Linked DNA regions of Homo sapiens: region 1 is linked to region 2. Evidence: chromatin loops called from intact Hi-C (ENCODE). Cell type or tissue: B cell. All regions are shown on one strand.

Region 1 (8,000 bases), 47 kb after region 2:
GTTTAATTCTAATGCCTGAGATCTGAATTACTGTGTTGAACTCTTTTCAGTGCAAATGTGCTACACACATAGGTGTTATTAGTACGTGTATTATGAACACCATTTATTTAGTCTAGTAGGGGGAGCTTTAACACTTTATTTAACCTATATGAACCTAAGCTTGAAGGGCCCTTCCTGTCTTTCTGGTCACATAGACCTGATTTCAAATCCGGGCTCTACCATTTACCACTTATATGACCTTGAGTAATTTACAGAACTTTTCTGAATCCGTTTTCCCATTGGCAAAATGGAGATATGACCTATCACAATACTACTGTAAAGTTATTTGGAAAATGTTTATGGAACACCTGAGGCACAATAGATGTGAAATATTGTCATTTTATAGTAATCCTTCTTTCCTCTAACAGTCTAAACCTTCTGTTTGCTTTTGTCAACATTTTATTTCATGGTTGCAGAAAATGAAGTCCAGAGGAAAAAACTGCCTTTCTCATCCAGTTAATTAATTGAAATTGAGATTGAAATTTAGGTCATAAATTTTTATTACTTATCTCTATCTCTCCTTCAAAATATGAAATATAAAACAATTTCAAAGCAAAAAATACACCTAAGATTTATATCTCCATTTTATCATCTCTTAACTATCTATAATTAAATAATTTTTAAAGCTTTTCAAAAAGCTCTAAATTACTTGGATATTATTATCCAGTAATTTAGAACAGCTGGACACTCACTTTGATTTCATTGACTTTTCTGAGACATTTAAAAGAGGGAAAAATTGAAATATTTATATTTAACTAGATTTTTATATGGTATATTAGTTCCTTTATAACTTGGAATTCATTACTTTTACTATCTTTCCTTTTTATTTCTATACTTCCTTTTAAGATAAAGTTTAGTTCCTTTAAGAACTGGACTGCCAGATGAACCTGATTTGTTTAGTAAGGCAAACTCTTATTGTAAGTGTTTGTAAGATTCACAGTTGAATTACATTTACAAGGTTAGAGAACTAAGTTCTTTTTTCAGTGGTAAACAGGAAATGTCAGTACTCTGAGTAATATTTTCCACTCATATAGCAAATAGAATTTTCCAAAAGATTGTTAGTTCAGTCACATTTTTTTCAAACTATATTTACTCCAAGTGCTAAGAGATATTTTATGGGATAATTTATTTCTTCTTCAGCTTGAATTAATAATCAGATAAAATTCATATGTGATATGATGTGCTTCTGGACTGGCTTTTAACAATCTTGCAAAGAGGTCACAACTGTTGAGTTTTTATCTCTCATCATTTGAAAGATTAAGGAGTTTTTTTCTCTAGAGAACACTTTATTTTCTAATATGAGAATATTTTCTAACGTGTATTTGTTTCATTTCCAGTGTAATATATACTTCTCATAATAAGTAAAAAAGTAAAAAATATATAAAATAAAAAGTAGTAGTGCCCTCTTTCTCCAAATTCTACTTTCCTGAGGTGACTAATGCTAACAGATTTATTTGTATTTTTCTAAAACTTTATGCTGAAGAAAACATTTACAACATTTATATAGGATTTTTTTGGGTTAATCTCTTTTATTTGTAAACAAATTAGGATCACTCTATATCTATTACTTTGAATTTTGCTTTTCAAATTAATGCCCTCATCATTACTGGACAAAATATTATAACACATTATTTTTAATGTTTACATAATTTAATCTCCTATTATGTATAAACCATAATTTTTGCAGCCATACACTTTTGATGCACATTCAAGATGTTGTAAGCTTTTTGCTACCATAAACATTGCTTCAGTAAATGTTCTTGTAAGTATATCGTTATGTATTGGTGGTTTCATTCCTATACGCTAGATTGCTAAATGGATTGAATCAAGATTACATGTATTTCAAACTTTAATATATTTGTCAGATTACTTTATAAAATTCACACACTAGCTGTATGTGAATATTTTCTCATCCCTTCTTGAGCACTGGATATTTTAGTCTTTTAAATTTATTGCCTGTTAATGGATGAAAACTAATATTTCTGATTGCTTTGGCTTGCTTTCCTTAGACTACTAGTGAGGCTTATGCTCTTTTTATGCTCTCTTCTGTCAGTTTGCTGTTCAACCCTTTACCGATTTCTTTTTAAAACATTCTTTTATTGAATTGCCTAGATAAAAGTGCACAAACAGTATAAAACTCATTGAATTTTCATAAGGTGAACTGACTCATGAAACCAGAATCAAGATCAAGAATAGAGTATCAACTCAGAAGCGTCCTTTGCGTCCCCTCCCAGGTACTGTCTGTCCCCAGAGGTCACCAGTTTGCTGACTTAAATCACTCTTTACTAATTTTGCCTGTTGTGAATTTTTTGTAGGTAGACAGAAACGCTAGTGCTCTTCTGTGTCTGGCTTTTTTTGCCGAACGGGATGTGCAAGTTGGCCATGTTGTTTGTAGAAAATAATGTGTTCATTTTCATCTTTGAATTTCATTTTCTGAACATACCAGAATTTTTTATTCATTTTTATTGGTTAGCTATTTCTGTGAACCAAACCAACCCAAAGTTCAACAACTTTAAATAAGCTTTAAATGAAGAAGCACATGTTATAGTTTACAAGTCAGCTTGGTGGTTCTTCTGTTTGTAGCTGGGCTACAAACAGGTATGTAACCAGCTTGGGTTGGGTATGCAGCTTTCTAATAGTGCCTGGGCTCTCTCTTCTTGTTGGGAGTCAGCTGGTTGTAAGCAGGTCTAGGAGGCCTCAGCTGAACAAGTGGGCTCTCCTTTATAGTATCTTGTTCTCTAGAAGTCTAGACTGGGCTTGTTCAAATGGTGATGGCACAGTTCCAAAAGAGAGAGTAGAAACTGTAAGGCCACTTGAGGCTTGGTTTGGGATTAGCACGCCATTGCTCCTGCCATAAGAAGCAGGCCCAGCCTACATACCGGAGAATGGTGATAGACTCCAACCCCTGAAGGTCTAGTTTGTGGGAGAACTTTCTGACCTTACCTGGAGTTGAGTCAATTTAGAGAGCTGAGCAAAATACAGGGATAGAGGAAGCAGTGGGAAAGGACCTGGGAGCTCACTGGGTCCCTAAGCATGCCATCCCTGCTTGGTACCACAGGGATCTTTTGGGAGGGTGACCAGAGGCACAGGGTAAAATGCCACAGGGAGAAGGAAGTCCCCAGCTGAACTTTGTAACAATTTGAATCCAGCAAGAAGCCTCCTGGCCAGAACCTGGGGAAGGGCACGAATCTGGTGTGCAGACTCCACGGGTGAGGGAAGAACCAAATCCTTTTTCTTCTGCACCTGGGAAGTGGCTAGTCTGGGGCAAGTTCTCAAGCCGTGCTCATCTACTGCCTGGAAACAGGATGTTGGGGGAGGGGCATGATGGGAGGGAGACCAGCCCTTCAGATTGTGTGGGAGCTGAGTGAGGCCTGTGACTGTTGGTTTTCCCCTACTTCCCTGGCAACCTGCATGACTCAGCAGAAGCAGCCATGATCCTCCTAGGTAGATGACTCCATTGACCTGGGAACCTCACCCCCATTCCCCACAGCAGCTGCAGCAAGACCCTTCCAAGGAGAGTCTGAGCTCAGACACACCTAGCCCTGCCCCCACCTGATGGGCCTTCCCTACCCACCCTGGTAGCTGAAGACAAACGCTATATACTCTTGGGAGTTCTAGGGCCCCGCCCACCACCACTTCCTCTTCGTACCACCACAGCTGATGCTCTCTGGAAAGTGCCACCTCCTGGCAGGACGCCAACCAGCACAAAAATAGAACTTTAAATCACCAAAGGTAAGAACCCTCACAGAGCCCATTTCATCTCCCTGCCACCTCCACTGGAACAGGTGCTGGTATCAATGGCTGAGAGGCCCATAGACAGTTCACATCACAGGGCTCTGTGCAGACAAACCCCAGTACCAGCCTGGAGCCTGGTAGACTTGCTGGGTGGCTACACCCAGAAGAGATATAACAATCACTGCAGCTTATCTCACAGGAAGCCACATCCATAGAAAAAAGGGGAGAGTACTATATTAAGGGAACATCCCCTGGGACAAAATAATCTGAACAGTAGCCTTCACCCGTAGACTTTTCCTCTGACAGAGCCTACCCAAATGAGAAGGAACCAGAAAACCAACTCTGGTGATATGACAAAACAAGGCTCTTTAACACCCCCAAAAAATCACACTAGCTCACCAGCAATCGATCCAAACCAAGAAGAAATCCCTGATTAACCTGAAGAAGAATTCAGGAGGTTACTTATTAAGCTAATCAGGGAGACACCAGCGAAAGGCAAGAAAATCCAAAAAACAATACAAGAAGTGAAGGAAGAAATATTTAAGGAAATAGATTGTTAAAGAACAAACAATCAAAACTTCAGGAAACCTTGGACACTCTTATAGAAATGCAAAATGTTCTGGAAAGTCTCAGCAATAGAATTGAACAAGTAGAAGAAAGAAATTCGGAGCTCAAAGACAAGGTCTTCAAATTAACCCAATCCAACAAAGACAAAGAAAAAATAAGAAAATATAAACAAGGCCTCCAAGAAGTCTGGAATTATGGTAAATGACCAAACCTAAGAATAAGGAAGAGGTATTCCTGAGGAAGAAAAGGAATCTAAAAGTTTGGAAACATATTTGGGGAGATAATCAAGGAAAATTTCCTTGGCCTAGCTAGAGACCTCGACATCCAAATACAAGAAGCACAAAGAAGATCTGGGAAATTCATCACAGAAAGATAATCACCTAGGCACATCATCATCAGGTTATGATGAAGTTAAGATGAAGGAAAGAAGTGTAAGACCTACGAGACAAAAGCACCAGTTAACTTATAAAGGAAAACCTATGAGATTAACAGCAGATTTCTCAGCAGAAACCCTACAAGCGAGAAGGAATTGAGGCTTTATCTTCAGAATCCTCAAACAAAACAATTATCAGCCAAGAATTTTGTATCCAGTGAAACTGAGCATCATATATGAAGGAAAGATATAGTCTTTTTTAGACAAACAAATGCTGAGAGAATTCGCCACTATTAAGGAAGCACCACAAGAGCTGCTATAAGGAGCTCTAAATCTTGAAACAAATCCAGAAACACATCAAAACAGAACCTCTTGAAAGCATAAATCACATAGGACCTATAAAACAAAAATACAATTTAAAAAGCAAAAACAAAAAACAAAAAATCCAAGGTACACAGGCAACAAATAGCACAATGAATGCAATGATACCTTACATCTCAATACTACATTGAATGTAAATCGCCTAAGTGCTCCACTTAAAAGATATAGAACTGCAGAATGGATAAGAACTTACCAATCAACTATCTGCTGCCTTCAGGAGACTCACCTAACACGTAAGGACTCACATAAACTTAAAGTAAAGGGGTGGAGAAAGGCATTTCATGCAAATGGACGTCAAAAGCAAGCAGGGGTAGCTATTCTTACATCAGACAAAACAGACTTTAAAGCAACAAGCAACAGCAGTTAAAAGAGAAAAAGAGGGATATTAAATAATGTTAAAAGGCCTTGTCCAGCAGGAAAATATCACAATCCTAAACATACATGCACGTAACATTGGAGCTCTCAAAATTGTAAAACAGTTACTAATAGAACTAAGAATTGAGATAGACAGCAACACAATAATAATGAGGGACTTCAATACTCCACTGACAGCACTAGACAGGTCATCAAGACAAAGTCAACAAAGAAACAATGGATTAAAACTATACCATGGAACAAATGGACTTAACAGATATATACAGAACATTTCATCCAACAACTGCAGAATGCACATTCTTTTCAACAGTGCATGGAACCTTCTCCAAGACAGGACACGTGATAGGCCATAAAACAAGCCTCAATAAATTTAAGAAAATTGAAATTATATCAAGCACTTTCTCAGACCACAGTGGAATAAAACTAGAAATCAACTCTAAACAGAACCTTCAAAACTATGCAAATACATGGAAATTAAATAACCTGCTCCTGAGTGAGCATTGGGTCAAAAATGAAATCAAGATAGAAATTTAAAAATTCTTTGAACTGAATGACAATAATGACACAACCTATCAAAATCTGTGGGATACAGCAAAGGTGGTGTTAAGAGGAAAGTTCACGGCCCTAAATGCCTACATCAAAAGGACTGAAAGAGCACAAACTGACATTCTAAGGTCACACTTCAAGGAACTAGAGAAACAAGAACAAACTAAACCGAAACCCAGCAGAAGAAAGGAAATAACCCGGATCAGACCTGAACTAAAAGAAATGGAAACAAACAAACAAAAAACAATACAAAACATTAATGAAACAAAAAGCTGATTCTTTGAAAAGATAAATAAAGTTGATAGACCATTAACAAGATTAACCTAGAAGAGAGAAAATCCAAATAACCTCATTAAGAAACAAAATGGGAGATATTGCAACTGATAACTGAAACACAAAAGATCATTCAAGGCTACTTTGAACACCTTTATACACATAAACTAGAAAACCTAGAAGAGATGGATAAATTTCTGGAAAAATACAACTCTCCTAGCTTAAATCAGGAAAAATTAGATACCTTGAACAGACCAATAGCAAGCAGTGAGATTGAAAGGATAATTAAAAAATTACCAACAATAAAAAAGTCCGGGGCCAGACGGATTCACAGCAGGCATTCAAAGAAGAATTGGTACCAATCTTTTTGACATTATTCCACAAGATAGAGAAAGGGAGAACCCTCCCTAATTCATTCTATGAAACCAGCATCACCCTAATACCCAAACCAGGAAAGGGCATAACCAAAAGAGAAAACTACTGACCGATATAACCAATGAACTTAGATGCTAAAATCCCTAATAAAATGCTAGCTAGCCAAATCCAACAACATATCAAAAAGATAATCTACCATGATCAAGTGGGTTTCATACCAGGGATGCAGGAATGGTTAAGCATAGGCAAGTCAGTAAATGTGATACAGCACATAAACAGAATTAAAAACAAAAATCACCTGATCATCTCAATAGATGCAGAAAAAGCATCCAACAAAATCTGGCATCCCTTTACGATTAAAACTCTTAGCAAAGTCGGCATACAAGGAACATACCTCAATATAATAAAAGCCATCTACGACAAACCCACAACCAGCATAATAATGAATGAGGAAAAGTTGCAAGCATTCCCTCTGAGAACTGGAACAAGACAAGGATGCCCAATCTCACCACCCCTCTTCAGCATAGTACTGGAAGTCCTAGCCAGAGCAATCAGACAAGAGAAAGAAATAAAGGGCATCCAAATCAGTAAAGAGAAAGTCAAACTGTCCCTGTTTGCTGTTGATATCATTTACCTTGAAAACCCCAAAGACGACTCCAGAAAGCTCCTAGAACTGATAGAAGAATTTGGCAAAGTTTCTGGATACAATATTAAGGTATAGAAATCAGTAGCTCTTCTATACTTCAACAGTGACCAAGCAGAGAATCAAATCAAGAATTCAACCCCTTTTACAATAGCTGCAAACAAACAAACAAACAAAAACAAAAACAAAAAACTTAGAAATATACCTAACCAAAGAGGCCAAGGACCTCTACAAGGAAAGCTACAAAACACTGCTGAAAGAAATCACAGATGACACAAACAAATGGAAACACATCCCATGCTTATGGATGGGTAGAATCAATATTGTGAAAATGACTGTACTGTCAAAAGCAATCTACAAATTCAATTCAGTCCCCGTCAAAATACCACCATCATTCTTTCTTCACAGAATTAGAAAAAACAATTCTAAAATTCATATGGAACCAAAAAAGAGCCTGCATAGCCAAAGCAAGACTAAGCAAAAAGAACAAATCTGGAGGCATCACACCACTTGATTTCAAACTATAAGACCATAGTCACCAAAACAGCATGGTACTGGTATAAAAATAGGCACATAGACCAATGGAACAGAATAGAGAACACAGAAATAAACCCAAATACTTACAGCCAACTGTTCTTCGACAAAGCAAACAAAGACATAAAGTGGGTAAATGACACCCTTTTCAACAAATGG
Region 2 (8,000 bases):
ACTAAAGTTTAGGATTTGCACAGAGAAAGTGGTTTGCTTGCTATGATTTTCATAAGAACCTAAGAGTGATTTTCTGTGCCAACTGGCACTCAATTTCAAAGAAACCTCAAGAATTCAGTTAAGCAAGTCTCAAATTTCCTGATAATAGGAGTAAATGCACTATATCCTCACCTTCTCCATCCACATGACTATCATCAATATCATCTGTTATTAAAATGAATATATAACATTGAGCTAACAGTAGATCATAGCATCTTGCTCATGTAAAAAATATCAGCCCTGCTGAAAGAATGTTTCATGATCATTACCTAATAGCTTTAATTTTTTTTTTTATTGGAGGTGAGGTGAGAGCTGGAGAAAGTATGTAGTTAAAAAAAACCCTCAAAACACCGTAGTTCTATTTTTGGCTTTTCTGCCACTGACTCATAGTATGAACTTGAACCAGTCACCTATCCACACAAGTGACTTAGTTTATAGACTAATGTGAGAAAATGCTTCAGCTTCCCTATTTTGGAGAACTGCTGAGATCACTTACATAAATATTTTTCTCTGAGCTCCCTAGAAGACAGGAACTTTATAAATATTTAGCATTATTGTTGAACCTTAGGTACAAGTAAGCAGGAAAATTATGATACTCTCAAGAAGAAATACTTTAGCCCATCCTAGCTCATATAGGGAGACTGCATTGGCTTATAATCGTCCCTTGGGTTTTCTTTTTTCCTCAATCCTTCCCCCAACCCCTTGCAGTCGACTAATGTAGAAATACAAACAAACCTTAGCAACAGAGGGTTTGGAGGTAAGGAAACTCAGCATGGGGGCAGTCACACTGGCAGATTGCAAGCTATGTATCAAAGTGAGGAGTTAAAATAAATATAACATTTCAAATCCTTGATTGAAAAGTGTGAGAAAATGATTCATTTTAGGAATGACTAATTTGGTTGAATGTTCTGAACTTAAGTAAGACCTCACTGAATCGCTAGTTTTGTCTATTTGATTTCTTTTGTCTACTCATGTATCCAAAGGATATATGTGGAGAGAAGAAGCCTAAACAATGTGCTTGTAACTAATATGTTTAAAGTCGCTCTGTTTATTTCAAGCAGAGTCTTACAAAGCTAATTCACCTGTTTCTCTGCAAATGCTTGCCCAACAGACTGCTCCTCCAACCTTTTAATGGAACTGGGCTCTGGAATGATGTTCCTGGAATGCATACAAGGGTTATTTTTGGATGGTGGAATTTCAGGTGATTTTTTAAGTTTACTTTGTTATTCACACTTTTCTGCATTTCCTGACCTTTTTCTTTAAATAACCAGCAAGTTTCAGTTTTAACAAAAACAGTAGTTTTAAAAACTAATTTTGAAACCCTTTACCACTAATTTCATTCTCCTCTCTGCTACATTCCCTAAGTTTTCAACAGACCTATGCTTTCTTCCTGCCTTCGTTACAAATTTAAGACAAGCAGCAATGCAGTAATTGATTTCCAACATCAGAAAATTGAGTCCTCTATGCAACTGAAGTGTAGAGTTGCTTTTGATCCAGAAAACTCAAGCAGCGTACAAAGCACACATAGATAACATTTTCTATTCTGTCTCAAATTACTGGGTGATTCAAGCCAAAGCAGAGTGGATCTCTTGAGTATGAATTATGCTAATGTTCTGTTTGTTGACCTGATCTCAAAATGGTTATATTAGTTTTAATGTTTCTTGAATGTTCAAGGCGTTTCGGATGCAATGCCAGTCACAACAAAAGACAATAACTTTACACTCAATGAAATAATAAATGAAAACAATTGAAAACTTTCTCCTTTGTGTATTCATGTGTGGTCTTTTCTATGTTTGCCTCAATACCAATGCAGAACACTCAATTACATCTGGGGCCAAGGTTTCCCCCACAGAACAACTTTGTTACGAGGATGCTTACAGGAGCATCTGGGCATGCATCTGTTCACTCGTCCTACAAGTATTCATTAAGCACCTATTGCAAGATGTCCACATTCTAGGCAATGAGAAACCAGACATGGTTCCTGACCTAAAGAGGCTACTGGAGGAAAACAAGCCTGTAGACAGAAAGTACACTGAAGTGTCAGGGGTGCCATATGGGGTCTGGCAGAACATTCCATGGGGACTACCGTGGATAGTATCCACAGATAGGATGCTATCTTACAGTGAAGTGTGAGAAGGAGGACAAGAAAATACTTCAAAGGAAGGAAGGCAGAAGTGACAAACCCTGCGAATAGGCACAGTGATGCAAAATAGCACGGCTCTCCATTGAGGATTCCAGAGGGATTTTTCATGTGGTCTACAGGCCGATGGGTGAGTGAGATGGGAGTGATGGAAGGTAAAGCTAAAACAGTTAATGGGGGAAGAATTCTGGAAGGCATGACCTCTTTTTGTTTCATTAAGGAGACAAAATGTCCTAATAGATGTGAATTTGGGGTTTATATAACGAACCCCAGGAAGCAGATGTAGCAATGTGCTTGTTCCAGGTTCCTCCACACTAGGAATAAAAGTAGGGTCACAAAACAGAAAGTTTGCCTTTAGTCACTCTGCAGTAATTTAACTTCCCTGAAATCCCTGCCCAGGATAGTGAGAGGATAGTGAGTGTGTCCCACCCGGTGCCATGAGCCACTCCTCTGGGACTCCATTCCCCCTATTTTGTTCCTCTTTCTCTCCATATCCCCCTTCCTTTCTTCATGGCTGAAGCCACGTCCCTGGTATGGTGCTTGTAAAAACCCAATTCTAAGGTTGCCACCCTTACATTGCTGTATGGCTGTTACTGCCCTTGACATTTGCCCAGTGGGTCCTGGTGGAGGTGAGGCACCAGCTACTTATATTTCATAGTCTCCATGCCCAGTTCTTGTAAGGCTTTGCAGGCTCTTTTATTTCTCATTTTATTTTGCGGTTCCAACATCACTCTTCTCTGATGCTGGCCTATTGCCATTGGCCAGCCCTGCGGACCTTGATCCAATCTCTCCTTGGGAAAAGTCCCTTCCCAGGCAAGTCCCTGAGCACTTTGGTAAGCAGATCCACCTACAGGTCACCTTCCAGACATGATCAAATATTCCCGTATCCTTAGAAGAATATAAATTAGATGCATGACGGTAACTTTGGAAAAGTTATGGGAAAAGATAGGCAGGGGGAAAAACAGGCTGAAATACGAGGTGAGGAGAGAGAATGAGGAGTGTAGGGTGGCTAGTGTGGAGCTTGCTCTTCTTACCCATATTTCTCATCTGATATTCTCTCTTATTTGTTTTTCTATTTTGCATTGTTTGTATTTTTATAAAGACAAAATTTCGAACTTTTTTGGAAACTTGGCAGATCATAAATAAAGGAATAAATAAGCAAGGTAAATTTTAGTGGCCATATTTGTATTTAGCATTCTAAAGACAGGAGTGGTCAAAGGTAGAGGCAAAACCAAAACAAAACAAACTTTTGACAAACATGGTTATGGCCAGAACTTGGAATAGCAAGAAAAGAGAATGTTAAATTAAAATATAACTCTCAAATGACAATTCACCCCTTACCTTCTCTGCTGATGGCAAAGTAGTTTGGCTGACTTTGTCCCATCAACGCCAAACCAAACCAAACAAAAACTAGGTGAAGGCAAGCGTCAGGGCTCCAACTCCTGCCGTGAGGAGCAAGCTCTGCGGCCCCGCAGGGTGGGAGGGTGAGAGAAATTCTCGAGGTGGGGGGCTGGGGAAAGTGAAGTGTGTCCCTCCATTGCAATAGGGACGTCACTGGGAACAAAGGCTCTGGAAAGTCGACAGCAACGGATACGGAGACGTGAAGGTTACCCTGGACGGGCCTTTCTGTGCATCGCACCCCAGACTACCCCCTTTGCTCACTCAATTCCTCCTCTCCAGGCTAAACTTGCTCTCTGCCGTCAATGTCCATTCTTTCCCTGGTAACCTCTCGCCCACGTCCCGCAGAGCCCACGCTCTTCCCGCTCTAGGATTCTCTTGCCCTCCTCCTTTTCCCTCTGCCTCTGGCCTCCTTTTCTCCTCTCTCGGCGTCTGCCTCCTCCTGCCTCCTCCTCCCTTTCTTTCCGGGAAGCCCCTCGCTTTCCTTCCCACCGAGCCCCGACCTCGGGGACCAAGTCAGGGGTCGGGGGCTGCAAGTGGATCCGCTGGAAGGGCCGGGCAGGGTGAGAGTTGGCGGGGCTGGGACCCGACGGGACGGAACGGGACGGGACCGGACGGGACGCGGCGCGCCCTGCAGGCGGCCCGGGGCGGGGAGAGCGGGTCCTGCCCCTCCCGGGCGGGCGCGCGGCCGGCCCGAGGGGCGGTCCCTGGGCTCCCGCTCGCCGCCGCTGCCGCTCCTCGTTCTGCTCCTCACTCCCCAGCGGCTGGAGGCCGGTACCGGCGGGCAGGAGGCGCCCGAGGATGTGCTGCTGGCCGCTGCTCCTGCTGTGGGGGCTGCTCCCCGGGACGGCGGCGGGGGGCTCGGGCCGAACCTATCCGCACCGGACCCTCCTGGACTCGGAGGGCAAGTACTGGCTGGGCTGGAGCCAGCGGGGCAGCCAGATCGCCTTCCGCCTCCAGGTGCGCACTGCAGGCTACGTGGGCTTCGGCTTCTCGCCCACCGGGGCCATGGCGTCCGCCGACATCGTCGTGGGCGGGGTGGCCCACGGGCGGCCCTACCTCCAGGTAAGCGCGTCTCCTCCCGGAGCCCGCCCGGCCGAGCCCGGTCCCGTCCGGACCCCAGAGAGGGCGCAGGTGCGGGTCGTCCCCGGGGCCCGCAGCTCTCTCTCACCTGGCGCAGCCCCGCGCCCCCGGCCACGCTCACTCTCGCCTCCGCGGGCAGCGCCTGCTCTCCCGGAGCCCCAGAAGGCGCGCGGTAGGGAAGCCGAGCACGGATGACCCCAGGCAGGTTTCCTTCTTTGAACACTTTCCTGTCCCCAGCGCCCCACTTAATAGACGCCCCCCCGCCTACACACCTGCAATACACCCCGCTTCATCCCTGATGGGAAGGGAGAAGGACCTAGGCTTTGGCTTTGGGGACCTAATGGGACAGCTCTCAGAGGAGGGAAGGGACAGAGCGCTTTAGTACGTCGCGGACTTGCTGTCTAGGAGTGGAAATCTCAGAACTTCCCAAATCGTGGCTATTTGGGAGCCTCCAGGCGCGGGGCTGATGTCAGCTACACCATTCTCCAGAAGAATGAAGGGCCCCTAAGAATCGCTTAGGGACTTTCCTATTCCGAGAGCTGTTCAGGAAGCCACATTTAGAGACCAAAATCGAAGGTCCCCAGGCAAAATATCCTATGAAGTGACAAAACTTTGGCTTACTTTAATAACCAATAAAGTTAATTTGACCGCTGCTGATTTACTTTGAAGGAGCCTAAGTAACCACCTTGCCTGTTCATGGGTGCTTTACTAAATAGAAAGAAAAAAAAAAAGGAAGAAGAAGATTGTGAGATGACCAGAATGATTAGGTGGCTAGGTTTCCTGGACATCCTTGCTTGATCGTGACCAACGTTTGGATGGCGGTGAACGTACACGCTTTGTTATTATAAAAATTCATCCGAACATACTGCCCTTTGCTAAAAGTCTTGATCCAGATGAAAACTCCGAATTGTTCTGGCATTGCATTAAGGCTTTGATAGTATTTAAATCAGTGTTCTCCGTGGATTTAGAGTGCGCTTCTTAGTAATTTTATCCCCAGGTTCTTTTCGACTGAAATATGCCATCAAACTTGAACGCTGATTCTGGCACTGAGCTGTTAACTCTGGAAGGAAATAAAGTGACAACAATAAAAAGTTCAAAACCACTCTATTATCTATTTTTTCATAAATTAATCGTTTCTTCCCCCAAATAAGTAACTTTACAACTCCAATAAAATAAAGTTTTATGAGGATTGCATTCTGCTGAAGTCACTGATGTATAAATATTCTCCTCCTGCAGCATCTCAGACATTAACTTTATGAACCAAGTATTTGACCACAAATGCAGGCCTCACTAGGGGAATGACTCATTCTCCTGTAATATAAAGTAGACAATACCTTATTTAAATACCTATTTAACGTTTTTTAAAAAAGAAATTTTACCGTTTAGGGAGAGGAGTATAGTATGCCCCTTAACTATCCTTGCATGTTCTACAAAAGGGAGCATAACTCTTACTATGCTAATATTATAAAATGGGACATACTTTGAATGTTAACTCCATATTATTTTCCCTCAAAGAGTAGCATTTCTAGAAAGCCCAGCCAATTGTATGTCAAATGAAAAGCCGTGAGTAGAATTCTGATTCAACATGCCATAATAGGCCCACCACAAAGATAAACTTGGTTAAACTACAGTGTTTTCACCCTGTTTGTGGTTCTTCATAGAGATTGCATAGGACTTAGTTAAGTACTCTTTAGATTGATTTTGAAACATAGAAATTTTCTTAAAGTAATTAGTGAATACACATCACTATGAGATAAATTATGACTGGCTGCATTCTCAATACATTTAATGAGCAATAAATAGGACTTCCCGTCCATTTTTATTCCTAAGGAAATAAAATCATTTTTACATGTAAAGGATGATCGTTTTCTTACTTGGCTGACATATTTTACCTTCCATTTCCATAAACATTCTACTCATTTTAGGACATATAAAATGCATTAAAATTATGCTATTCAATTAAATGGAAAGACAGTTAACTTAAAATCTGTTTAATAAGATGAAATACACCAAATAATATAAATGAAATAAATGTATCAATTTCAGTTTTATTATTCAGGCTGAATGATTCCATTCTCCAACGCTCGAAATTCAGTCTCCTCTCTAGAAACTATTTATTTAAGGTTCTTCATACACTAGTGTGAGAAGAGTATTTTCAGCAACTATACCAAAAAGTGAATAGGATTCTCTTTTTTTTTTTTTTTTTTTTGACAAAGTCTCTCTTTATTGCCCAGGCTAGATTGCACTGGTGCAATCTCGGCTCACTGCAACCTCACCTCTCAGGTTCAAGTGATTCTCGTGCCTCAGCCTCCCGAGTAGCTGGGATTACAGGCGCCTGTCACCATGCCAGGCTGATTTTTGTATTTTAGTAGGGACCGGGTTTCACCAGGCTGGCCAGGCTGGTCTCAAACTCCTGACCTCAGGTGATCCACCTGCCTCGGCCTCCTAAAGTGCTGGGATTACAGGCGTGAGCCACCACGCCAGGCCATAAATAGGATTCTTAAATGTAGCATATTTGATTCTATTAGTAGACTTCATGTTTTGTGTAATTTTGCTCCCGGCGAGAACAACATTTATATAGAACAATGACACAAAAAACATTGGCTCCCGGGGCATCAATAAATGCACAGCAGCCACTAAGAGTTGGACAATTACACCAGGGTGTATGATAATAACCTAAGTTGCTATCCTAGTCACCTCATCATGTGGCTTTTTGGCATGTATTTTATTTTATCCTTTTAAATTTAATTTTAAACTAAAACTTTAGTTTTTAAAAATTTTTCTGACTTTTATTTTCCTAATTATATTAAACTCTTCTTTCAAAAGGGTGTTAACTCCTTGAGAACTATGTAAGTGTAAATTTTTATCGATCAGGTAGAGAATCATTGGCTTAATAGATGTCACAAGTCCAAATGTCTATAGATGTCAGGAAATAAATCTAAGAGTGACTGGAGGCCATTAACTTAAGTGAAACAAGCTAGATGCAGAAAGATAAATACTGCATGTTCTCACTTATAAGTGGGAGATAAATAATGTGTACACAAGGATGTGGAGTGTGGAATGATAGACAATAGAGACTCAAAAGGGTGAAGGAGTGGGAAGGTGTGGAGGAATAGAAATTACTTATTTGTTACAATGTATGTTATTTGGGTTATGGATACACTAAAAGCCCTGACTTCACCACTATGCAATCTCTGTGTGTAAAGAATCTGCACTTGTAACGCATACATTTATATAAATTAAAAAATGAGAAAAAAGAGTGATGAGAGCTTGAATGGAACAGGCAGGATGTAATGCAACAGAGAGGAGATGGCACTGAGGGAACTGGGGGTTTTGTGAG

The links. A loop is a pair of places that touch in the nucleus more often than their neighbours do. Peaks named below come from ENCODE experiments on the same cell type or tissue, not always from the same donor. Only the 100,000 strongest peaks of a DNase experiment are listed, where the experiment ranks them.
Region 1: it touches region 2 in a loop (2.1-fold over the local background); 4 of 110 quality-filtered maps call a loop at or near these places.

Annotation. Positions count from the first base shown.
Region 1 is chr6:132,350,364-132,358,363 of GRCh38, reverse strand. The region is part of intron 4 of MOXD1 (monooxygenase DBH like 1); the gene reads left to right. Among named protein-coding and RNA genes, the nearest start is that of MOXD1, 47 kb to the left of the region's middle. RefSeq lists an enhancer at 2,794-3,993. In B cell, no CTCF peak of the experiment used is centred here; DNase peaks (open chromatin) are centred at 3,683 and 6,173; H3K4me3 peaks cover 4,114 bases; H3K27ac peaks cover 5,983 bases.
Region 2 is chr6:132,397,805-132,405,804 of GRCh38, reverse strand. MOXD1 (monooxygenase DBH like 1) reads left to right here and starts at 4,330. Exons shown (of 12, transcript NM_015529.4): 1 at 4,330-4,642. The coding sequence starts at 4,379. RefSeq lists silencers at 4,117-4,256, 4,277-4,446, 4,577-4,626. In B cell, no CTCF peak of the experiment used is centred here; a DNase peak (open chromatin) is centred at 4,424; H3K4me3 peaks cover 1,699 bases; H3K27me3 peaks cover 1,487 bases.